Linked DNA regions of Homo sapiens: regions 2, 3, 4, 5, 6 and 7 are each linked to region 1. The links are chromatin contacts, found by Hi-C or POLR2A ChIA-PET in ENCODE. All regions are on one chromosome and are shown on one strand. Each heading gives the region's core, a stretch centred on a gene start or an enhancer-like site at or near the end of the contact. The rest is flanking DNA. Distances are from core to core; before and after follow the strand shown. Region 1 holds the start of CDC42EP3 (CDC42 effector protein 3). Region 2 holds the start of RMDN2 (regulator of microtubule dynamics 2). Region 3 has its middle 17 kb from the start of PIRAT1. Region 4 has its middle 110 kb from the start of LINC03063. Region 5 holds the start of PIRAT1 (PU.1 (SPI1) induced regulator of S100A8 and S100A9 alarmin transcription 1). Region 6 has its middle 56 kb from the start of LINC03063. Region 7 has its middle 38 kb from the start of LINC03063.

Region 1 (3,251 bases), core at 409-2,908:
CCAATAAGAGCTCACACAAATTGCAGGGGGTATGAAAGAGTAGACTTCTGGAACTGTCCAGAAAAGAAGAGAAGGTACATTTCCTGGTTTTAAGATGAAAGAGCTTGTGTAAATTAGAACATTACAGGAGCCTTTTAAATTGTCTTAGGGATACCTTTGGGGCATCATCGCTGGTTCCTGGTGAGTCTTTTTTCTCCCTGTGATGTTAACAGGAAGTCCCTAAAACTGGCTTTGCTATTAAAATACAGACATCTGCTGCTCTCCTAATTTTTGTTCCTTTTAAAAGGCAGTACTCCCAAGAAACTCTTGGATATTGTGAGAATTAAGAGCTGGGAGATGGGGATGGAATCTTTGTCTCCCTAACACATTCATCAGTTCCCTCCCTAGAGCCCCCCTACAACCTCAGCACACAGCAGCAGCCCACTCCTCCAAATACGCCAGGGCTGGAAAGATTCATGTTGCAATACCCTCCTGACATTCCTCATTTTAATTCGCTCACTTTTTTTTTTTTTTTTTTTAAACAAAATGTAATTACTTGACTGTCAGCCTAGGCTGCACTCTGGGGCTTTTACTCCTTTCAACACAGCTGCGCTCCCGGCTTTGATGCTGCTGTCCACGCAGCTTGTCCCAGCCACAGCCTGGCTCTCAGTAATGTAACATTCAAGTGCATATTTATTTTTAAACTGACCTCTCCTAGACTGCACAGTATAAAGGAGATCCTGCCCAAAAATATGCTACTTTCTATTTATAAGATGAAACACATGCCTCCCAAAGTCGAGAGAGGGATAGAGTATAATAATTCATAACGAAAAAATGGCCAGATCCATTCATCCTCACATGTCTGATACTTGTCTGTGTCAAGCCACTTAGTTTCAAGGAGAAAGGGAAGAAAACAAAAAACAAAAAACCTTGTAAACGTCTCAGCTGTTCACCGTCAAAAAACAAAAAAGTCAATATCCAGATCTGCAGGTTGGCGCCCCACTAACAATGTCCTCCATTAAGAAAGAGGAGGGCACCGGGCAGGCGATGCCACGGCAGAGCTGTGCGATGCACCCATGTGCGGCCCTGGTACCAATCCATGATGCGAGGGGCGCGGTAGCCAAGCGCGGCTTGTTCTCAGATGGAAAAATGCTATACGCGCCCAGAATGGCTCTGCCAATAGCTCGGAGGGTGCAATGTGGCCGCGCAGCCCCACCCTGAAAAGTAGTGGGCACAAATGGTGGAGCTCTGAGTCCTGGTCGTGCCGCCGGACCCCCTCCTGGCTTGCTTTATGTCCCCTTCGTTCCGTTGGACACTAGATGGGAAAGCGATGCCCTGGGTATCCCGACTCCCTGCTGGTTTCCCAGCCTAACACCAGCGCACGCCGGAAGCGGCCACGGCCGCGGGCGGGACAGACTCACAGACAGGTAGAGAGGAAGGAGCCCTGGGCTGCCCCGACTCACCGGCCGCCGCTGAGGATCCCAGCCGCTGCCCCGGGCCTCCCGCGGGCGCACGCAATCCCTGCCGCTGTGCGCAGATCCAGCCGAGTCTGCCGGCGTGGTGCCTGCTCACCGCATTATCCGCTCCGAGACGGCGTGAAGGCGCCCCAGGCCGGTGGCCGGGTCTCCGGGCTAGCCCCGCGCTGCGGTCCCCCGGCCGCGAGAGAAGGTGCGCGCGACTGAGCGCGGGGCGGCCGGACGCGAGGACTGAACCTGCGGAGGGCGGGGCGGCGCGGGGCGGGGCCGGCGGCGCGGGGACTCACTGGGGCGGGGCGGAGGGCGCGGGCAGCGGGGCCGACCCTCCCAGCCGCGGTACCTGTGCCCTGGCCCGGGGCCAACCGGTGGCCGGGCGCGCGCGCGGGGGGGGGTCACCGTTGGACCCTCGGAGGACAATGGGCGCCCATTGTTACCTCCCCAGCGCCACCCCCCAGTAGGCGACTTCTCTCGGAGAAGATGCCGCTTTCGACTCCCTAAGCACAAAGAAAGGTCGCCGGACGCTCGGTTTAAAGAGGGACCCGGAGGTGCTGCCGCCCGGGTGCACGGGGACAATAGGACTCCGCCCGCACCCCGGACTCCCGCACTAAAACTCGTGCGCCCACCTCTCCCGATCCCAACAGGCCGACCTAGCTGTGCGAGTGGCGGGCGGTGACCCGCAGGGAAGCGAGGCCACCTGAGTGCGCCGCCCCGGCCAGGCCGCAGCTCCCCAGGTCCCTCTCAGCCCGGGCTCCGGTGGGCGCGGAGGGGGAGGGTCGCGTTCTGTCAGTTTCTAGCTCGCTCCCCTCAGAGCTGCAGCCAAAACCCGGAGAGTGGAATAAGCGCCCTGAAGATGCCGGAGCTCCCGGCTGAGCAACTGGACACGCGACGAACAGCAGACGCTACAGGTTCTCCTACCCAGAGGGAGGCGTTTCTTCTCCCTCAGGGTCTTTCAAAAGGATTTGCCTAAAGCTGGGGCAAGCCGGTGGCGGCTGCCCCAGACGCGCGACGAGGCGCAAGTGGCGCAGCTGCCGGCCCGAGAGAGTAAAATTCAGGCCGCGGTGGCACCTGCGCCCGCCGGTCACCCGGCCACCGCCAGCGCCGCCGCCCGGCGCGCCCCTCCCCTCCGCCGGGGCCGGAGCGTGAACCGGGTTAATGAATGCTAATTTTCTTAATCGGCCTCCGTCTCTTCCTCCTCCGCGAGTCGTCGGCCTGGGGAAGGAGTAGGCGACAGGAAAGGGCGGTGTTTTCCGGCTGGGAGGTCCCAGCCCGCATGGTCAGCCAGGGGAGGGGGCTGGGACCCCTGGGAGTCGGACGCTGGGGGCCTGGCCTCTGCCCTGAGACTCTCGGGTTGGATGGAAATCCTGGCACAACGCGGAGAACCTCCCGGATACCTTGGCTTTGCCGAGAGATATCAGCTTCAGGTCATCACCGCGGTGCCCTGGGTCTGTCTGAAACCTTAGAGGGTGCGCCTTAAGCCGATGTTGTAAACCCAGGCTGACTTTAAGGTGAAGTGAAAAGGAAACGCACACAATCTGGAAAGCAAAATACTTGGGTGGGGTGTTAAAAGCCTCAAAGAAAAATAGTAGTTGGCAGGTCAAATGGCCATGAGGTTGGAAGTCAAATACGAAACTCGGCTGAAGTGATGTTAGAAGTTTGACAAGCAAAAACAGTCCGTGAAGATAAGAGACCCAGCATTGTTTCCCTTCTTCAAAAGACAACTCGTCCAAAGTTTCCTTTGGCAGATACCTGGATTCTACTCCAGATTCCTGAGCATTTTACTTGGGTTTCATATTTCAA
Region 2 (3,251 bases), core at 346-2,845, 250 kb after region 1:
ACTAGTTCCAAATCTGAGAGGTTAAAGATTAATCTGCTCTTTTTCCAAATACAACTTAGGTTTTTGCTCTTGTTTTTTGAGACAGAGTCTCATTCTGTCCCAGACTGGTGAGCAGTGGCCCGATCTCGGCTCACTGCAACTTCTGCCTCTGAGGTTTAAGCAATTCTCATGCCTTAACCTCCCGAGCAGCTGGGACTACAGAAGTGCGCCACCACACTCGGCTAATTTTTGTATTTTTAGTAGAGATGGTGTTTCATCATATTGGCCAGGCTGGTCACGAACTCCTGGCCTCAAGTGATCCGTCCGCCTCAGCCTCTCAAAGTGCTGGGCTTACAGTCGTGAGCCACTGCGCCCTGCTACAAATTACTTTTAATAAAATGACCATGGCCAGGCTTACTTATTCTTCAATGCGGCTTGCCTGAAGCTCAAAAAATCATCTTAAAGAGCCTATAGAATCCCTGAATCCCTATCCGTAAACAGTAGTATATGGATTGCAAAACAAGCCTTCTGGATTCTTCATGGCTTTATGGGTGTTGTCTGCTGTTGCTGTTTTGAGAAAGAGTGTACCCATTTTTAATTCTGCTCAATATATTGGTGGGAAGTTTAGAGATTAATGTTATGCAAACCTAAGCTTGAGGCAGTAATACTCAAGGTGCGGACAATACAGAAGCAGTGTATGTACTGTTTTGTTTTTGTTTTTGAGACGCTCTATCACCCAGGCTGGAGTGCGGTGGCGCGATCTCGCCTCACTGCAACCTCTGCCTCCGGGTTCAAACGATTCTCCTGCCTCATCCTCCCAAGTAGCTGGGATTACAGGCGTCCACCACCACGCCCGGCTAATTTTTTGTATTTTTAGTAGAGACAGGGGTTTCGCCACGTTGGCCATACTGGTCTCGAATTCCTGACCTCAGGTGATCCGCCTGCCTCAGCCTCCCAAAGTGCTGGGATTACAGGCGTGACCCACCGCGCCCGGCCCAGTTTTTAAGAGCGTATTTAGCAGAATTAGTTTCATTATACAAACCACAGAAAGCTGGGTAAAACCTTAAATGTCAGGCATCTGAAAAAACAGCGGCTTTCATCTAAAGGCAACTCGGAATGGCGGGGAGAAGGAAGAGGCTGTCAAAATTGCTCATTAAAAGAAAACGTGAGATAAAGCTATGAACACGGGGCTGCAGATATCAGTAATTAGTGCAAGGCGTCTGCCTTTAATTCAGTCGTGAGGAGTAAAGTGCAAGGTTGTGCCTAGAAAGGGCACAGAAAAAGGTTTAACTAGGGGAGAGGGAGTGGGTTTGAGAGCCGGAACGAAGCGAGCTGGCGGTGGGCGTGCGGAGTGGCAGCAACGCGAGAGGGAACGCGCTGGGGCTAGCGCGGAGGCCCAGAGCCCAGGCGGGGGAAAAGGTGCCGACCGGCTTCGAAGGGAGGCGACGGCCGAGACACACGGTCCGGCGCGAGCCAGGCGCCCCGCGACGTGCAATTTTATTTTGCAAAAGGTGCACCCAACGCCAGTCCCGGTAGAGTTGAACCCACCACGAGAGGGAGAGGGGGCGGGAGCGGGGGGCCGAGCGGCCGCGGGCTCCTCCCCCGGCGCCTCCGCTATCTGGGTCAGGACGCGACGGCCGCGGCGCGGGACCTTAGGACCCGCGGGCTCCAGGGCTACTGTCCGTCCGCCACTGCGCGCCAGCAGGTCCTGGTCTCCGCTCTCCAACAGCTGAAAGGCCGGCGCAGTGAACACAGGTGCGTGCGCAGTCTGGGAGGGGGCTGCTCAGCCGCTGGGGGCCGGACCGCGCCGGGGACTTGCGGAGGGAAGCGGAAATACTTGCGGTGGGGGCGACTGCACTTCCGGGTCGGTGTGTCCCTGGCGAAGCTTGAGCCTGCTAGCCAGCGGTGCTCTGCGTTCCCGGGGCTGGAGCAGCGGCCCATAGTGGCTTCCCGGGTTCATCCCTCGCTGACCCTGCGCCACGGAAGCCCTAGCCCCGGAGGTCGCTGGTATTTCCTCGCACGCGGACCCTTCTGGGGTGCGTGGGGAACAGGCAGTTTGCTGCCTCGGCCCGGCTGGTCCCTGCAAACCCCAAAGAATTTCAACAGAGACACTTGCTGGGCTCTCGCTCGGCTTTCAGCCTTGCGCAAACATTTTGTTTTTGTTTGTGTGGGGTTTTTTTTGCTCTCAGACTCCGTCTGTGCCTATTTCACACAAAAACGAAGGCCGGATTATCAGTGCTGCCAACATAGGGGAATGAGGCAAACACTTGGGAGCCCTAAATTTAAAATAAATTATAAAATACAAAAAAACCATGAAAACCTGATGAAATGAACAATAGAATTCACTTCGAAAGTACCAGGTTTTCCAGGACGCTGTAGGAAATCTGATCACTAGTTCAAGGTCTCAGTGCAATTCTCTTAGGAAACTTAAACCTCGGGCTTTTTTGTAATGTCTCTTTATCCTTGCAAAATTTGTCATACCTTCCCCGAGTTTATTAGAGTTATGCATTTTATATTTTTCTCCTCTAAGGGTCTGCTGATGAAGTTAATGAATATCTGTGCTAGATTTATGGTGAAAGCATTATAATTAATTTAGTAAAGCATAATTTCTACATCAAAAAATTAATTTTAAATAAAACTAGAACATGGAAATGAAATGTTTCTTCAGACATTTCTTCAGAAAACATTTCATATTCTATTTTCTTTAGAGTCAACATTTTGATGTCATTTTAGAATACTTGATTCTCATCTCAACCTTTAATATTACACAATAATACACATTAATTAAGTGCCATAATCTATATTAAAATGTCATTTTCCATTGTTATTTACTAGCACCTTACAAATTGAAACGTAACATAATACTTTGTATCTGATTATTAAAATATTAGAGTTTTAAAATCTGTTTGGTAAAGTTTTTAATTACTATATTTTTTTATACTACAAGTGTATACTATTAACATAATTAGAAGTATGAAAGCTAACAAGGCTGGAGGCAGTGGCCCATGCTGCTTATCCCAGCACTTTGAGAGGTGGAGGCAGGATTGCTTGGGCCCAGGAGTTCGGGACCAGCCTAGCAACATAGGGAGACTCACTCTCTACAAGTAATGTAAAAATTAGCCGGGCGTGGTTGCCCACGCTTGTGGTCCTAGCTACTAGGGAGGCTGAGGCAGGAGGATGACTTGAGCCCAAGTGGTCGAGGCTACAGTGAGCAGTGATTGTACCACTGCACTCCAGCCTAGGTGACAGAGCGAGACTCTAAAAAAAAAAAG
Region 3 (3,251 bases), core at 535-3,034, 220 kb after region 1:
TTTTCTACCCAAACTGGGCAGAGTCTGACAGCCAAGCGCCAGGGAGTAGACAGAATGTGTTCTGGGATCAGGGGTCTGTCTGGATTTTGTGGTGGCTCCGAGGACCTGCATAGTTGAGCTAGATGCCAAAACATGACACCTAGAACCCACTAGCTTGTCTGTTATTTTTGTTGAAGTCCTATGGATCCATAGACCCCTCCTGGCTGCTCCAAACCCTCGTGTGCTTGGTCCCCACCACCCACAGGGATCCCCTTTCTCTGGGTTCGCCTTCCCACCCACACCTGTCATGCACACACACCTTCCCTACATTATCTGGTCTTCATTTCTGCCTAAACAAATATGTATGGTCTAACCAGATCTCTGGTCCTGGTCTCTGCTGGACGATCTTATTCTGTCCTTCGATTCCACAACACCAGGGCTGTTGTGAGACAGATGAACGCTTAAGACCAGGACCCAGTTGGACACACTCAGTACCTACTGCTTTCTCACCCCCATTCTCCTTTCTATTCCATTTCGCTTTCTCTTCCTCGATCTGTCAGGGTTTCTAATCCTGACAATGAGCTTGAAATGGTCAGGTTTACTCAGAGAAAAAAAAACAAAACAGGCAATTGGTATCACTCAAAGAAGAGCCTAGACCAGGTCTCAGGGGCAGATTCCAAGTATGTAGAGTCCCCACTCACTCGCCTTACCTCTGTCCGCAGCTCAGACGCCGTGTGAATCCTAAATTTAGACCCTGCTATAACATGTGGCTACTGACCTCCAGAAAGGCTCCTCCCCAGAAAGTCATAACCCACCCAAGGGAAGGCAGTGCAGTATAATGATTAAAAATATGAATTTGGAATGATAATTTCATTGGAATCTCTGTTTGCTTATATGTTGGGTGGGCTTGGGCCACTTATTTTTACATCTCTAAACCTCAACTCCCTCATCTGTAAAATGGGCTAATGATATTTAACTCACAGATTGTTGTGATTATCAAATGAGACACTGCATTTTTAAAATGCTTATCACATTTCATAACTAGGAAGCACTTAACAGACACCGTCATTATTCGTTATGAAGTCCAGACTTTGTAGGACTCAAAGGACTCTATCTCAGGGGTGGAATCATCTGGAGCCCTGGCACCATCGGTTGCCCAAGGCTCCTTTCTGAACAGCCAGGTCCCTGGGAATTCTCTAGGGAATGAAGTTGGACTTCATTCAAACTTCATTCTTCTTCTTCGAACTCCACCATGATTCTGGCCTAGAGGCTCTGACCTCCCGCCCAGAGATCACACTGCCTCTCCTCAGTCTCATCCTGTCAATCAAGTCGACTACGGGACCTGCTCAGTCAGGAGCGTGCACTCCACTTTCTCTTCTATTCTCCTGCTGGCTTCCTCTCCTCCACCACCCCTTTCCTCTCACTTACTTTCAGCTGCCAAGAATAAGATACTGTTTTACCCACATCTATCTACTGTCACTCAGTCGGGGACTGGGGCTTCCTGAATCAGCACAACTTTTTCTAATTAGGTTTGCCATAGTTGCATGCTTCAAATGTAGTGGTTGAATTCCTCAAAGAAACTCTTCAGGAGGAAGGAAGGGTGTGGCAGATTATGCCACCCCAAAATATGCCACTTTGGCGTGTTAAAAAAAAAAAAAAAACCACTTCAGCAGAATTAAATTTAAGGGAGTTTAATTGAGCAATGAACAATTCACAAATTGGGCAGCCAACTCAGAGAGACTCCAGGAGTGCCTTGTGGTCAGAACAAATTTATAGACAAAAAAAAAGTAAAGTGACATATAGAAATAGGAAGTGAGAAACAGCCTGACTAGCTACAGCTTGGCGTTTGCCTTATTTGAACACAAGTTGAACACTCAGCAGTGTATGAGTGGTTGAAGTATGGCTGCTGGGATTGGCCAAGACTCAGTGACTGTTACAGGTGCATACTCCTAGTTAGGTTTTCAGTCTCGTCTACCAGTTAAGCTAGGTTGCAGTTCATCCACAAGGACTCAAATATAGAAGTACAGAGTCCTTCTCAGGCCATATTTAGTTTGCTTTAACAGACGTAAGGATTATTCTGAGCTGATGATAATTAAGAAGTGGACAGAAGAAAAACTCTGCTCTCCTTTTTTCTTCCAGGAAGGGCAGGACAGTTCTTGGTCCCCTGAGACAACCGTAGATCCTATATCCCACACACTAGACCAGAGGAACAAACTTGACCAACCAGCCCTTACCGTCCATGAGTTTCCCATTTATCTTCCCACAACTTGCTACCCCATGAAGTCCAGAGTGCTTTTCCTTTCTCTTGTTAATTCTCTACAAAAGTATTGGGTTTTTTTGTTAAGATGTTATATAAGCCCAAGTTCTAACAATCCCTTTGAGTTACTCATCTCTAGGTACCTCCATGTGTATGTGTGACACATGCTAATAAACTTCTGTTTGTGTTTCTCTGGTGAAGGTGCTTTTTTGTTAGTCTAATATACAGGGCCTCAGTGGGAGAACCTAAGATGGCTAGAGGGACAAGATTTGCTTTCCTCCCCTATAAAAGCAACCCAGGGGTGGGTAGGAGGAAGAGGCAGGTAGTGCTCTGTTAGGAAGTTCTCTGTGCACAAGTTCAGCATCCCTAGAAGGCCTCTACTCCTACCCTCAGTCCTGCTTTGTTTATTCAATGCTTTCTTCCTCCTGTCCTCCCAAGTCAAGTATCTGCGTAAGGCTACCTCCTACTTGAAGTTAGCAACCCCTGGGCTGCTGACATGGCCCATTCCTACAAATGATGGCATTGATTAGAATTCACACTCAAAGCAAATTTTGCCTGATTTATTGGAGAAGTTTCCTTAAATCCTCCTTCTGTTCTATGTCCTCTAGGCCATTGAGCCTGGAGTGTCATTGAGAGTACTGTGAGCAATCTTGCCTTGCAGTTAACCACTTAATAAACTCTTTATTCATAAGTAGATGTTGGGGGAAAAGGATAACTTCACAGTAATCACATAAGGACTGGATTATGGCCCCAGCTCCACACTCATTGGCTACGTGATCTTTGTAAGTCATTTTCCCCTCCCTGGGTTCCTCATCTGCCAAATGCGAAAGCTGGGCTGGATGGGTAAGAGCCCTCTTCCAGCTCCGATGTTTCAACATCAGGTTCGCCCGCACACTAGAAACTCAGATTTGCACTGCGCTTCTGAGAAGCTCCAGTCCAGTCATTCAGACAGTCTGATTTATCCCTCGATACCACTTCAAGGGTAGGTTCTTGACTTATCTAAAACTCAGATACC
Region 4 (3,251 bases), core at 372-2,871, 210 kb before region 1:
GAGAGCTTCAGTTTGTTCCGTTGGAAATGATGAATCAAATACAGGACAGCTTTGAACAATGAAATTCAACAATGCAAATTCCTCAGGAAAGGAATCATTTCCCTTCTTTTCATCAACATTCATTAAGTTCCTACCAGGTACCAAGCTCTGTACTAGTTGCTAGGGATATAGTAATGATAACAAGCAGTCTCTACCATTTGGGAGCTTACAGGACAGTAGGAAAAACACAAAAGCTAATAACTCTAATACCTGATGCTAAGTGATCAAAGTATATGGGAGGATGTTATGGGACACAGAGAAAGCATATCCAGTGCTACCTTGGGATTGTTCAATAAGCCTTTCTTGAGCAGTGACTGTGTGTTTTGACATGGGGCTACAAAGATGAAAGAGACTTGGCGCCTGGCCATAAGGATTTAAAACCTGACAGAAGAGACATATAAACAATTCAATCTAATACAATGTGGTAAATGCTCAGCTAGCAGAGGGATTAAAGTATGAGAGCACAGAGGTAGAGATTAATGAATGATTTAATGCCTACTTAATACTCTATTGTTTGCAAAACCCTTAAACATACGTGATCTCATTTGATGTTTATGAACAGGTAGGATTTATCTTTCTCTTATTGATGAAGAAACTCAGGCTCAAAGATGTTGTGATTTGTCTAAGGTTGGTGTCATAGTCTGCTTGAACTGTTGTGATAAAATAAGACAGACTGGGTTACTTAAACAATAAAAATGTATTTTTTTACAGTTCTGGAGGCCAAAAGTCCCAGATCAAGGTCATATGGAGCTGGTTCCAGGTAAGGGTTCTCTTCCTGGCTTGCAGATGGCTACCTTCTGTTTGTGTCCTCACATGGTGGAGAAGGAGAGACAGTGAGCAAGCTCTCTAGTATCTCTTCTTATAGGGACATTAATCCTATGTGACCAGAGCCCCATCTTTTTGATCTTATTTAACTTTACTTCCAGGGAGGCCCCATGTCCAAATAGAGCCGTGCTGAGAGGTTAGGGCTTCAAAATAGGAATTTTTGGCGAACACAGACACTCAACGCATAAGAGTTGGGCTATGTACTTGGGGCTTCAGCCAATAAATCGGGTGTGTCTGTGTGTGTGTGTGTGTGTGTGTGTGTGTGTGTGTGTGCTTGTGTATTTCCTTCACCATATTAGATCTATGAGGCATTTTCTCCCAATGTGATGAATCTGTGACTCCCTCTTAACATTGAAGACATAAACAGGTCTGACATTTTGGGTCTCTGGCTACTCTTCCTTTCCCAGCTTATCTTTAGGACTTGCTGACATGCAGTCCTTTCTACAGTGCTCTCCTTGGGCTTATGCACAGTCCATCTGTACCCATTTAGGTCTTGTCACTTGGAATCTTCAGTTGTAAGGAGATCATGACCTGGAAGCTAGTTCTGTTTAAAAAGAATTGGGTGCCTGGGGCAGGTCCCCATTGCCCTATCCAGGATGAGACTGCAGCCTGCTCCAGGACCATTTAGAGAAGTAGGAAGGAGGTGGTAGAGGTAGCCAAGGCAGCAGCCAGGACTTACAGGGCTGGGAAGGGCATTTTGCCCAACAGCAGCAGCTGCCGTTACATGTTGGGCTTCCTGTCTTCTTACCCTCCCAATCAAGGAGCACAGCAAATGCTTCTTCCTGCCTGTGTGGGGCTGATGTGCCCACTTCCTGGCTTCCTCCAGCCTTGTGATCTTCAATCTTTGCTGCACATTCAAATTACTAGGGGGACATTTAAATACTATTAATGCTCACCTTATCCCCAGAGATTCTGATTTAACTGGAGTGGGACTTAGGGTCTCTAGTTTTTGAAAGCTCCTCAAGCGATCTCAACATGTTGCCAAGGATGAAAATTGGACACATTCCGTCTGCCCCGTTTTCAAGGGGGTGGGGCATATGCTGTGATTCCCAGGCTTCTACAGCCTCATCCAATTTGATTCTCTCAAGACCTGTGGGATAGAAGGTATCATGACCTTAGAGATGAAAGCCTGAGACTGCATTTGGCCTGTGAGCTGGGAGGGGTCTGTTAGTAGGCAGAAGGTTTAGGTAGAAACAAAGGCCAGACTTGCTATAAGGAAATCAGGAAGGAATGATATTGTTTTCTTGCTTTTTAAGGCAGACAGGATTTCATTCATTTGTTCATTGAACAATATTTATTGAACAGCTCCTCCATGCCAAGTGCTGCACCAGGGGATGGGTTAAGACGTAGCCCTTGACACGTGGCACCCTCTGGGGCTCAGCCTTGGGTAGCGATTCTTTGGAGAAGTGTGCATTGTCAGAGCATTGTGGAACTGGAAAAGACACTGCCAGGGACAGTTTTCTTCGCCTACATGACTCATATACTGAAAGAATGAAACTAATTTCTTCTTCCATTTAAAATTAAGCCTAGTCAGAATTTGTAATCTTGCTGGGATGTAAGTTTACAAGCCATAGCAAGGGATAATCATGGCAAATTTGAACTATGGCTTGATGACCAGGAAGAGAGAACATATCGCGCTAGACCCACGAATTCCACTGACGGCTCTGACACCCACGAAGTCCATCCATCTCTGTGCAGGGACATTCCACTAAACAAAGCCAATTGATATCTCACATTCTGAAGATTTTTCAAATATTATTACTAAGGCATTTTCCCTTGTTTTGTTTTAATTCAAGTGGGTTTTTATTTGAGACTTAGAGGTCATAAGTTTTATATCCTCAGGCTCGATTTAAAACCTGGCCACAACAGATAGTAAACAGCGGTCTCATTTTCTTGTAACAATAGTTCATGACATTGTGGTAAGAAACTACACTTGGCAGCTGAACATAACAAAAAACGCATGGTCTTTGGAGTTGAACTGGCCCAAATACGAATCCTGTTCTGTCATTTACTTTGTTGGGATCCAGGGCAAGTTACTTAAGCATTTTAAGCCTCTGTTTCTTCATTTTCAAAATGGGTATAGCAATGTGAAAGAGTATATATATGCCTTAAACAGTGGCTAGTATGTAATTGGTTTTTGAAAAATATTCCTTTCTCCATGTGTAATGACATGACACGTGGCACATCTCAGGACCCTGGTTTAAGGAGATGTGAAGCACATAGAAGGTCTTAGTTGAAATTTTGCATTGGAAAAGGAGATCTTATAATCTCCACCATGAATTATAAATATCTAAGGAAGAGAAACAGTGTGTTTCTTATGCTTGCAAATTGCCTTTAATCTTGTATGCTTGTGAATAGTTGAATGACAGGCAGACACAACGGCTTTA
Region 5 (3,251 bases), core at 252-2,751, 200 kb after region 1:
GCCAGACGAAGGCATGGAGAGTGATGAGAGGCTACCTTAGGTAGGTGGCCAAACTCAGCCTCTCCATGGATATGGCTTTTAAGTCTCTCCAGAAAGCCCGAGAGCAAGGCCACCTGAAGACCTGAGGGAAAGAACTCCAGAGAGAGGACACAGTGCAAAGGCTGGGCAGTGACAAGCTGGGGGGCTGAGGAATACCAAGAAGGCCAGTGTAGCCTGAGCTGAGACAGAAGCTAAGTCAGAAGGACAAGCCAGGGCCACAGTTGGTGAGGCTGGTTAGATTGTCGTGTGGAGTTTGAGTGTCATGCTGCGTGTGAGGGAAGCCCCAGCTGGTTTTAAGCAAGGTGACACGGTCTGGTAGTTGAAAAGATCACCCCGGCTGCTGTCAGAAGAATAGTCTGTAGCAAGACAGGAGTGGAAGCAGAAAGATCAGAGACTCTTGCAGAGGTTCAGGAGCCAGGTAGTATGGGTCTGATCCCTCTAGGCCGAGGGCGTTTGAGTGGCGGTGGTGGGAAGAAGAAAGATGAGGAGTAGATTTTGAAGGTAGAGCTGAGAAGCCTTGCTGTGTGTTAGATGAAGGGTGTGAAGGAAAGAGACAGTTCGGGACCGAGCCGCTCTCTGAGATGGGGAAGATGAAGAGAAAGGCAAGCTGGTGGGTGGAGAAGTCAGGATCAAGAGTTTGGCTTTAGATCTAGTGAGTGGGAAACACCAATGAGGTGGAGTGGAGACAGAGTCTGCAGGGGGATGTAAGGACCTGGATGAGGTGGGGGCGAGCTGGGCGCTGGAACTAAGTGTGTGGGATTCCTCGGCACGGGGAGGAAATGTACAGCCATGAAGCTCAATATGCTCACTCAGACGAGAGTGTGGTTCGAGAAGGGGGCTCAGGACAGAGCGCTGGGGAACCAGGGATGAAGAGATCACAGCGAGGAAGAGAATCCAGCTAGGGAACTGCAGGGCGGGAGGAAGAACACAGACTACGGCGTCCTGGAAGCCAAGAAAAGAAAACAGGGGCCTTGGCAATGACCCTAGGCACTTCCAGAGGATGCTTGTATCAAGCAGGTAAGGGGACTGGGGCTCCCAGAGGATGGGCCACCCCGTTTCAGTGCATGGCCCGGCGCCTCTTTAGAAGAGGAAGCCCCTGGATTCCAGAACGTGCTGGCTCCACCCAAGGCAGACGGCAGTGAGGCCACACACTATTCCCAGCCCCTTTCTCTCTGAAAAGAGCCCTTTGTAACTTCTTTGAGAAGGAAACACCTCCGTCAGGGGAGGAACATTATTTGCTTCCTGTTAGAACAGACTTTTACTTAGGATCAAGCTCGGTGTCAGCCCCATCCCCACAGGGAGCAATAAGGGAAAGAGGAGGGAGGGGGCCGCAGACACTCACTTGTGGGGGCTGGTTTCGCAGGAACGGCTCCGGAGAGCTTGAAGAGGGGTAGGCTGCAGGCCCACAGCCGCAGTCTCTCTCAGCTAGAAACCCTCCTCCCTCCTCTGCCAGCCTGTCCTCCCCGGGCTCCGTTCGAAAGGCCTGGGAGATAGGGAGAAGGCTGGTCAGCCTGGGCGGTTAGTGGCTGGTTTAACACTTCCTTGCCTGCCAGCCCTTTCCCAGGAAGACTACAGCCAATCATTCATTCATTCAAAAGCTCTTTGCCAAGCACCTACTCTGTGCTAGGTCTGTGCCCAGCATGGGGACACAGTATTAGGCAAAAAAAAAAAAAACAAAAACCAGACATCCCCCATCTGCCCTGAACTTACAGTCTAGTGGGATAAATTAAACAAGGCACGCAAACACCTCTACAGCCACAAATGTGATAAGGCTCTAAGTGAATATCGCACATGACAGTGGCCCTGCTGAAGGCCAGGCAGAGGTTCCTTCTTGAGGAAGGACGTCTCTGAATCTCCAGAAGCCAATAGAATCTGTAGCAGCAGAAGAAAGGGTCAGGTTTCTAGAACTGCCCACTACGACTTTAGAAGCTGACGCATCTCTGTTATGCCGCGGCTGCGATGTTTTAAGTCCCCAAAGCCCAGAGCACATCGTGGAGCATGGAAGTGGTTCACTGAGAAGCTGAATCTAGTCCTGGGGCTGCTGGTGTGGAGGGTGTGTTCCGCTCTTGGGGCAGCAGCAACAGGTGCCGTGAGAGGCTCAGAGCTTTTGAAGCAGAAATGGCAATACTCTACATCTTCAGCAAATATTTGGGAGTCTTTTGTTAAAAGAAGAGCAGAATAAATATCTATGCCTCTTGTAAAACCCAAAGGAAAGCTCTCAGATAGGCTTCTTTAGGGCTATGACTATCTCTGCAGCTTCACTATACTGAGTTAAGTCTGTAGAGCATCTGTAACCCTAGGCATGTGTGTCCACAACCTCCACACGTACACAAGGACACTCCTACAGAGGACAGGCCGTGCGGACAGTTAGGGGAGGACAGTGGAGGCCGCTTCAGTTCACTTCGGTGCTTTGGATTCAAGTGTTTTTCTGTTTCATTTTCTGGGTAGCTGATTATTAAGCTAAACACTCCTTTGATGGTTGAAAATACATTAGTCCCTTTTCTTGCACGAATCTAATTCACCAAAGCCTATTAAAGTGCTTTTGGACCAATGAGGAAATTTAATGCTCAAGTATTTTATTCTGAATTCCAATTTTCCTTGTGTTATGATTTTACCTATAGGTGGTTGGGTTGATTGTATGGTAAAGATGAAAAAAAGCATATTTGGAAAGAACATGACAATTCTCAAGGTGTTTATACTACTTTACTGTATTTGATCCTTGCAACTGCCATGTGAATTAGGCAAGAAATATTTCAGTTTTACAAATGAGAAAACTTCTGTCCTGAGACATTAAGTGATATACTCAAAGGTCATATAATAATTTGTTTTGTTTTTATCTTGACTACCATACTCCTCTATACCACCTTCAGGACTCTGGAAGTCAGATATATGTGAGTTTTTTGTCAACTAAATTCATAGTTGTCTTAATATTCATCCCTTGCTAAAATTAAGGTGCAGAAATAAAATCTGTCTAATAGAGAAATATAAATCCATCTTTTGTCTGGATAATCAAATTTTACTATATTTTGTTTTAATCCTGAGAATGAAATTTTACAAATAGCTCAGGAGGTTTTCCCTAGAGTTCCAAATAAAAGTGTGTGGATCATATACACGTTCTGCTTAATCACATGACGGTTCCAAATTTTTAATTTCAATCCTTCATTACGATGAAAATTTTTGCGTTTTTTTTCCACCAGCTCTTTGTTTTGTTT
Region 6 (3,251 bases), core at 299-2,798, 170 kb before region 1:
TCATCCAGCATGAAAGGAGAAAGGCGAAGAATTCGGTGTGGCTGGAGGGAATGGTATGTGTGGGAACAGTGAGGATAAGGCAGTATGGGGCCAGGTTTTAAAGGGCAGCAGGAAAAGAACTGGGGAATAAAGATGTTCACTGGGAGGACGTAGATGGAATGTGTTCAGCTAACTGAGAGAGTAAAGCAAAAGCCAGTTGGGCCCATCAGGGAGTTTGTTACTGAAGAGTTTAGGAATTCCCAGAATTCCAAGGGATATGCAATCTCAGGGAGGTGACGTGGATTCTGTGCAAAACATGGGAACTCGATCCACTGTTTTGGCCAACAGAAGAGAACTGGTCAGCCTGGATTGTAGAAAATAGAAGACCAATGAATTGGTGTCATGAGAGAGCATTCCTTGTATCTGCTGCATGTACCTGTTCATCACAGCCCAAACCATGATTCTCAAGGCCCCAAATGGCCAAACAACTAACTCTCCTTGAGCTAATTCTGTGGCTGTAAAGAATCTTATTATAAAGGGGTTACTCATGTAACTTTTTCTGGAGGAGGAATATGAGTCTCAGGCCAAGATGAGGATTAGGACTTGTTTAGCAGGTATGTTTCCATGAAAATTAATATGCTGACAATTTTGGTTCTTATATAACTTTTGCAGGCTTAGATTATGTGGGTCCGCTGCTGTGATACTGATTGAATTTCGAGCCTATGAATCTGAGGACAAGGCTGTAGACTGCAGTGAATTCACTCATTTAAGTAGCATTATGAAGCCCGAACTTTTTTGCACTTTCCATGAAGCCATGCTTTTTTTTTTCTTTTATCTTATAGGCAAAGGATGCCTATCGAGGAAGGTTTTTAAGGTAGTAAATGAAGAGATCAGTTTAGAAGGAATCATGATTGCAAGGCAGAGAGACTCTGGCAGAAGAGAGGAGGGAGGAAGGTACTGTAAGAACCCCGAGGAAAGCTTAAGAGATCTGGATTAAGGTCACAGCAGTGAGAGGGGGTGGAGATGGCAGCTGCTGGATTGAACTAGGATCTTCTAGATCTTGATGACCTGCTGGATAGGAAGGGTGAGGGCTAGGCTGTAATCAAAGATACCAAAAGAGTGTCTTCTTTGTCACTTTTCTTTCATTAAATAACCGTATCTGAATTTCCACAAACAATGCTGCAATAGTTAAAATTGTGACAGTATGAAAACAGAATCTGAATTAAATTAGTGCTATGTCAGCCCATTGCACTAAACCACGAATTCCCTAAGAGGTTTAGAAACATATTGGATAAAGTGAAATTAATCCTTGAGAGCCACAAGTTGACATATGTATACGCTATGAATCCATAAACTATACTGTGTGCAGTGGAAAAGGAAGCTAAAAAATCCATGTGAACACACATCTGTATACTGTCCTGTGAATAAAGCCTACTTGACAATGCCATTTTCTTTTGCAGTGTTGAACCAGGAGGAGGCTCTGAAATGTTAACATTGTTGACCTTTACAGTCCGACGTGTTGTTGATTGCACCCCCAGACAAACTTGATGAGGCTTTGCAATCAGGTCACCGTTTAATATGACTCACTATCCTATATTTAGAAAAGGCTGTGATTCTAATAGCAAGTGACAAAAACCAGAGAATTTCAAGCTCTTGTCAGCTGCTCTGGGTTACATTCCCCTCCAGGCAAAGTCAGAGCTGCCAGCCTTGTTAATGAAAATTATGAGCCTGTTAGGAGAAGAATAACCAAGAGGTGCTGCCGATAAGAAGTGAGAGAATTAAAATGCTCCTTAACTTTTGGCTTCAGACTTAAAATAGTTCCTTTGGTTTTAAATATTTTTAAAAGCAAGACCTGAAAGTGAGTTTTGTGACTTTTCACTAGCTTGCATGGAATAAGGAGTTGTGTGGTTATGTGATGAACTCAGGATCATTACCGCAACCCTTCTTGATGTTGGAGAGCAGACTTTCTGCTTGAGTGTAAAAACAGTTTCAGATTTACCCCTAAATTATAAAATACAGCAGTTCATATTTGACTCTGGAGGCCTAGCCATGGACATTTTGAAATTGGGATCTCACCGAAGCCCAAACAAACCAGAAACCTTCATCATCTGACTCTTTCAGGCTTATCAATATTTCACACAAAGAAGGGGCACAAAGAAGGCTTTGTGCTGCTGAGCTGAGAGGCTCTGCTGGGGGAATGCGGTTGGCAGAGAATATGCCACAAACTTAAAGAGAAAAGAAAATAGAAAGCCAGTGTAGACACTGTCAAAATGAGGTGCCATGCTTTTATTCACTGTCTGGGTGTGCATCTTTATGTCGAGCAGATCCAGGGACATCAACATGCTGGCTTTCTATTTTACATAAACATTCCCCTTTCATTTATCTTCTCTTCTGATTAGCAATCCTATGTTTAACATGATTCAAATGCTAATATGCTTGATTTTATGAGAAAACAGCACAGGCTTTTCAACTTGGGGTATTACAAGTGATATTTAGTCTCTGTTTTAACATAATTGGGTAAAGATAGGATTCATGGGAGCCCAGATTTTCTAAATTCTAATCCCTAGCTCAGGTTCTTCAAACATTTTTTGTATTCAGTGCAGATATTTGAATACTCGACATTTTGATAGCAAACCCCCAAACACACTGGGCAGCTAAAACATCAATGTAACTACTCCTATGGTAAGATCATATTTGCAGTGTTCCTTAAACCATGCGCAGTTATTGCTATAGTCACTGTCTCCCTTCAGCATGGTGTTGCTATTTCAGTAGATTTACTGTCCTGCCCACATTCTCTTATATACGCATGAGGCGAGCATATCACATTTCTAGTAAACATACTATCTTTCTTTGAGTACGCTGCTTCTTAACACATTCTAAATTTGTTATACCCTGTGCTGTACCCGACCCCACAAACCCACATTCCATCTGGCACACATTGCTGGAATGGTGTGTTTTACTCTGTTGTAGTAAAAATAAACTTTATACATAGATGAAAACTTGGCAGCATACTTACATGGTTCTTGAGAACGCCTTGGCACACTGCCTTTGCACAATATTGACATCTCAGATAATCTCAGGCAAGTCACAGAAATTTTGCGCCTCAATTTCCCCTTCTCCAAAATCAGAGTAAATTCAGTTGCTATAGAAATAATGATGAAAGCATTGTGAGCTCTCCAAAGGTAATTGGTGTGTAACCTTGCTGCAGGCTTGGATTCTCCAGAAAGCTGATTCTGAGATGGTGATCAGCTCACAGGAAGGGTACCAGAGAG
Region 7 (3,251 bases), core at 224-2,723, 150 kb before region 1:
AGCAATGAAATAGATGCTAATTCCTTTTTTTATAGGTCAGTATTTAAAATATTGAAACAGTATATTCACCGTTTTTTGAAAATTACTTTTAAAAAGCCAGATTTTTTTTGACAGATCATTTTTCTTCTATGTATGTTGTTATTTAAGCAGCATTCTTAGTCTCTCTCTCTCTAGACTGGAAGCTCCAGGAAGACAACAAACTTGTTTATCCGGCTTATGGTTGTATTCCCAGATATTAGCAGAGAAATTGGTACATCATAAGCAATGATGTTTATTCCCTGAGTGATGAAATGTTGTTTGCAAGTCGTTCCTATACAACTGTTGGTCTCTGGAAAGCTTCTTAATTGCTTATTTTTCCCCAAGAGAGTCCAAGATACCAGAGTGCATTGCAGTCAGCAAAGGCTACAAAAATGAAAAAACACACAGATGGCCAGAGGTGGTCCAACTCATTCTTCTTTACTCCAAAAAAATAACTCCCCAAATAGAATATTTTCGAAATTTAGGGATAGGGATATTTTGCCTTGTGGGGTGGCTAATAGTTAAGCCAAAAAAAAAAAAAAAGTCTTGGTTATGAATGTTGTGGCTATCAGCTTTTTTTTTATTTGCTTGACAAAGAATTCCTTTCTTTACTATAAATTTCTTGACTGTTTAACATTATAAGAATACCTGATGTACAATACAATTAAAGCTAAAGCCCCTTCTGAAAAGTTGATAGCTATTGAGATTCTGACTATTTAAAACATTCAAAAGAGGCTTTAAGTGATCACATGTAAATTAGATCTCTACAGAGGTGACACGAGAATAAAAAACTGCTTATGTACAGTGATTGAAACCCAGCAGTCTCCTTTGAGAGGCACAGAGAGATGATGATGGTGGTTAGTGTAGCTAGCTGGTTTCTTGACTAGCATGTTAAGCCAATTAATAAAGGTACACCTGGCATCTGAGTATTTTCCTTCCAATTTTTTTCTTTCGAGAACAAGTATGTTTAAGAAAGCTAGAAAGAAAGAAAAAAAAAGGGAAAGAAAAAGCAAGGCAGCTCATTTTATTTTATTTTTTTCATGATTTGTTCTTAAAGTTTTCTTTTTAGAAAATAAATGCAAGAATGTTTTTGGAACCATCTGAAAAATGTGTGTTTCTATTTCCAGTAGGACTTGAACCAGGACTGAGATAATTTTAAGTTTAACTGACAGCTCTTAAGCAGAAATGCTAAACCTTCAAATCCTCAGTCCTCTCTGCAACTGGAGTTTTCTTTAAGATTGTCAAATAAATATGTTTGGGGAAGATGGTAATTAAGTGTGAACAGATGGTTGTTTTTAGCTGAGATATTAAGTCTCAGTGTTTAATAGAATGATTTGCCCTGTTGGAATCAGTGGGTGTGATGTAGTTTACTGGCTGGCAAGACATCAAGTTTGTCAAAGCTAATTGGGAACCATGATAGAGATTCAAATTCCTTATATGGTTTTTAGGACTGGGGAAGTGTTAGAGGAAGATTACGACACTGCTACTCCATGCCAAAACGTTACACTACGGCTCTGCAGACTGAAGATTGCCTCACAAGCAGAAATATACTCTTTCCAACAAACACTGGTGGAATGAAAAGGACATTGGATTCCTGCTTCCAGTTACTGCTTGCCCTTCCCTGACTTTGTGACCTGAGGCAAGTCCCCAAATCCCTCTGGGCCCCAGTATCCTCATTTTTCAAATGGAGGAGGGTTAGAATTAAGATGCAATCATGCATCCAGTTGTTTTCCAAAGCATTGTCCAGCTAGGGAAGTGGTAGCACGTGGTGACTGAGAGCTTCCCCGATCCTTTTAGATCAAAGAACACTTCTATGCCTTTGTGCAACTGGTGTGCTGTGGGTACAGGTACTTTTACATCCTCTAGTTAGTGAGTGCAAAGTACTCTTGGAAGCTCCCAAGCACTCAAGGTTTCAATCTGCATTCTTCTCCTCTATATGCACTTTATATTTCAGGTTTTATAGTTTGAGGATTTGAAAGGTAAGAAAAGTGTGAGCTACAGATTTTGGAAGAATCCAGGAGCTGAGCTCATAGCTAAGAACATGTCAGGGGTGTTAAGCAGCTCTGAAGTATGTAACAAAGGCCATTTAGGTCTCAGGAGGCTGCCACCAGAACACTACCCGCCCCTCTAGCCCATGCCAGCCAGGTGGGGGACAGGTGGAAAGATGGAGATGTGGACAGCATCAGAGATTTTTCAGCTTTCATATGCCACATACTCATGCTATGTTTATGCACACACACACATACACATGCACACACACGATTTAAATAAAGGTTTTCACTGAAAATCTTGTGGTTAGATTGTGCCTTAAAGTTTTTGGTTAGCCCAAGGGATAGATGCTGTTGTGAGGGCAATTTCACAGCAAAGAAAATATTTAATGAAACTCCTTACCTGGGGAGCCCATAGAAAGAAGGGGATATGACCTCAACACTCTAAAATATAAAACTTTACTCTTCAGAAACAATTATCTTATTTCACTGAAGGAGAAGGCAGGCCATGTCTTCACAAGCCCAGGGTTTGCCAAGTGGATAAATTCCCTGGGAAAATGGTGCTTCTGATCATTTTTGTCCCCAGTGTCTAAGGCTTATTATTGTGAAGTATACATTCCCGGCAAGCATTGTCAGGAGCTAGGTCTGTTGTTTAATAAATGAACACTCATGGACTTGGAAGCAGATGGCAGCTCCCCTGAGAGGAAGTGGGAGATTTGGGAGAGGACAGCAGCACTGCCTCACTCACAATCCCTTATTTTGGCGGAGGAAAGTAAGGGCTCTTCAGGGTATGTTTCTACCTTCTCATGGCTGAAATCCGATGAGGCATTGGACCTCCTCACGCAGAGTCTTTGGATGCTTCTGTCTGAGCCTGAGCAGTGGGCCAGATGGACTATCGGTCTGCCTCAGGTGGTGTTTCTTATGGTTTCAATTAGACCTGAATCTATCAAGTGCATTGCAAATGCCCAGAATGGGGCAAGGACAAGCCACCTTTCCAGGAGGCATTTTCTGTCCTCATAATCAATGTCAAAACACTTCTTGCCTTGTATACAATCCATCTGGCTGGTAACTGAGCCCAAAACTTAGAAGTTCCTCTTAGTTTACTTTAGAGAAAGATTTCTCCATTCTACACCCTGTTAGTCTGTCCATGGGGCTGCACGGTAGCTTAGGTTATGGGAGGGATTGCAAAGATTTTCCATTTGGAAATCTGAGATGATTGGAAAAATGAATGGAAAAAAATCAGGC

Evidence for each region. A loop is a pair of places that touch in the nucleus more often than their neighbours do. ChIA-PET counts read pairs that join two places held with the same protein, here RNA polymerase II (POLR2A). Pooled maps may share reads with other maps.
Region 2: a loop to region 1 is called in a pooled map, with 11 times the contacts of the local background. The contact joins the promoter of RMDN2 here to the promoter of CDC42EP3 in region 1. A Hi-C loop is called at or near these places in 2 of 37 single-sample maps with no recorded cell type and 11 of 50 pooled maps. POLR2A ChIA-PET finds 5 or more read pairs at or near these places in 4 of 52 experiments (A549, AG04450, BJ and 1 more).
Region 3: a map of GM12878 shows a loop between it and region 1 (3-fold over the local background). The contact joins the enhancer-like site here to the promoter of CDC42EP3 in region 1. A Hi-C loop is called at or near these places in 1 of 168 maps with a recorded cell type or tissue (GM12878), 8 of 37 single-sample maps with no recorded cell type and 8 of 50 pooled maps. POLR2A ChIA-PET finds 5 or more read pairs at or near these places in 3 of 52 experiments (CD4-positive, alpha-beta memory T cell, Caco-2 and GM10248).
Region 4: a map of endothelial cell of umbilical vein shows a loop between it and region 1 (10-fold over the local background). The contact joins the enhancer-like site here to the promoter of CDC42EP3 in region 1. A Hi-C loop is called at or near these places in 4 of 168 maps with a recorded cell type or tissue (CD8-positive, alpha-beta T cell, chondrocyte, endothelial cell of umbilical vein and 1 more) and 9 of 50 pooled maps. POLR2A ChIA-PET finds 5 or more read pairs at or near these places in 4 of 52 experiments (AG04449, CD4-positive, alpha-beta T cell, CD4-positive, alpha-beta memory T cell and 1 more).
Region 5: a map of mammary epithelial cell shows a loop between it and region 1 (14-fold over the local background). The contact joins the promoter of PIRAT1 here to the promoter of CDC42EP3 in region 1. A Hi-C loop is called at or near these places in 30 of 168 maps with a recorded cell type or tissue (Caco-2, Calu3, GM12878 and 16 more), 33 of 37 single-sample maps with no recorded cell type and 33 of 50 pooled maps. POLR2A ChIA-PET finds 5 or more read pairs at or near these places in 8 of 52 experiments (A549, BJ, GM10248 and 5 more).
Region 6: a loop to region 1 is called in a map of sigmoid colon, with 2.2 times the contacts of the local background. The contact joins the enhancer-like site here to the promoter of CDC42EP3 in region 1. A Hi-C loop is called at or near these places in 2 of 168 maps with a recorded cell type or tissue (gastrocnemius medialis and sigmoid colon) and 4 of 50 pooled maps. POLR2A ChIA-PET finds 5 or more read pairs at or near these places in 3 of 52 experiments (AG04450, SK-N-SH and WTC11).
Region 7: a map of tibial artery shows a loop between it and region 1 (3-fold over the local background). The contact joins the enhancer-like site here to the promoter of CDC42EP3 in region 1. A Hi-C loop is called at or near these places in 12 of 168 maps with a recorded cell type or tissue (A673, CD14-positive monocyte, CD4-positive, alpha-beta T cell and 8 more), 3 of 37 single-sample maps with no recorded cell type and 18 of 50 pooled maps. POLR2A ChIA-PET finds 5 or more read pairs at or near these places in 9 of 52 experiments (A549, AG04450, B cell and 6 more).

The regions. Positions count from the first base shown.
Region 1 is chr2:37,669,984-37,673,234 of GRCh38, forward strand. It overlaps CDC42EP3 (CDC42 effector protein 3), which reads right to left and starts at 1,659. Exons shown (of 2, transcript NM_006449.5): 1 at 1,443-1,659. RefSeq lists silencers at 1,448-1,937, 2,108-2,167, 2,178-2,247, 2,468-2,637.
Region 2 is chr2:37,923,692-37,926,942 of GRCh38, forward strand. It overlaps RMDN2 (regulator of microtubule dynamics 2), which reads left to right and starts at 1,596. Exons shown (of 11, transcript NM_001170791.3): 1 at 1,596-1,734. RefSeq lists a silencer at 1,411-1,650.
Region 3 is chr2:37,891,132-37,894,382 of GRCh38, forward strand. No RefSeq gene overlaps it. Among named protein-coding and RNA genes, the nearest start is that of PIRAT1, 17 kb to the left of the region's middle. Within about 2 kb of position 1,785, at least 6 of the 41 ENCODE cell types and tissues checked have a DNase peak (open chromatin) inside an H3K27ac peak, as active enhancers do; they include GM12878, where a contact is called at or near this core.
Region 4 is chr2:37,455,075-37,458,325 of GRCh38, forward strand. No RefSeq gene overlaps it. Among named protein-coding and RNA genes, the nearest start is that of LINC03063, 110 kb to the right of the region's middle. Within about 2 kb of position 1,622, at least 7 of the 41 ENCODE cell types and tissues checked have a DNase peak (open chromatin) inside an H3K27ac peak, as active enhancers do; they include CD4-positive, alpha-beta T cell, CD8-positive, alpha-beta T cell and endothelial cell of umbilical vein, where a contact is called at or near this core.
Region 5 is chr2:37,874,362-37,877,612 of GRCh38, forward strand. It overlaps PIRAT1 (PU.1 (SPI1) induced regulator of S100A8 and S100A9 alarmin transcription 1), which reads right to left and starts at 1,502. Exons shown (of 4, transcript NR_110012.1): 1 at 1,382-1,502.
Region 6 is chr2:37,505,068-37,508,318 of GRCh38, forward strand. No RefSeq gene overlaps it. Among named protein-coding and RNA genes, the nearest start is that of LINC03063, 56 kb to the right of the region's middle. Within about 2 kb of position 1,549, at least 2 of the 41 ENCODE cell types and tissues checked have a DNase peak (open chromatin) inside an H3K27ac peak, as active enhancers do.
Region 7 is chr2:37,522,503-37,525,753 of GRCh38, forward strand. No RefSeq gene overlaps it. Among named protein-coding and RNA genes, the nearest start is that of LINC03063, 38 kb to the right of the region's middle. Within about 2 kb of position 1,474, at least 10 of the 41 ENCODE cell types and tissues checked have a DNase peak (open chromatin) inside an H3K27ac peak, as active enhancers do; they include A673, CD14-positive monocyte, heart right ventricle and 1 more, where a contact is called at or near this core.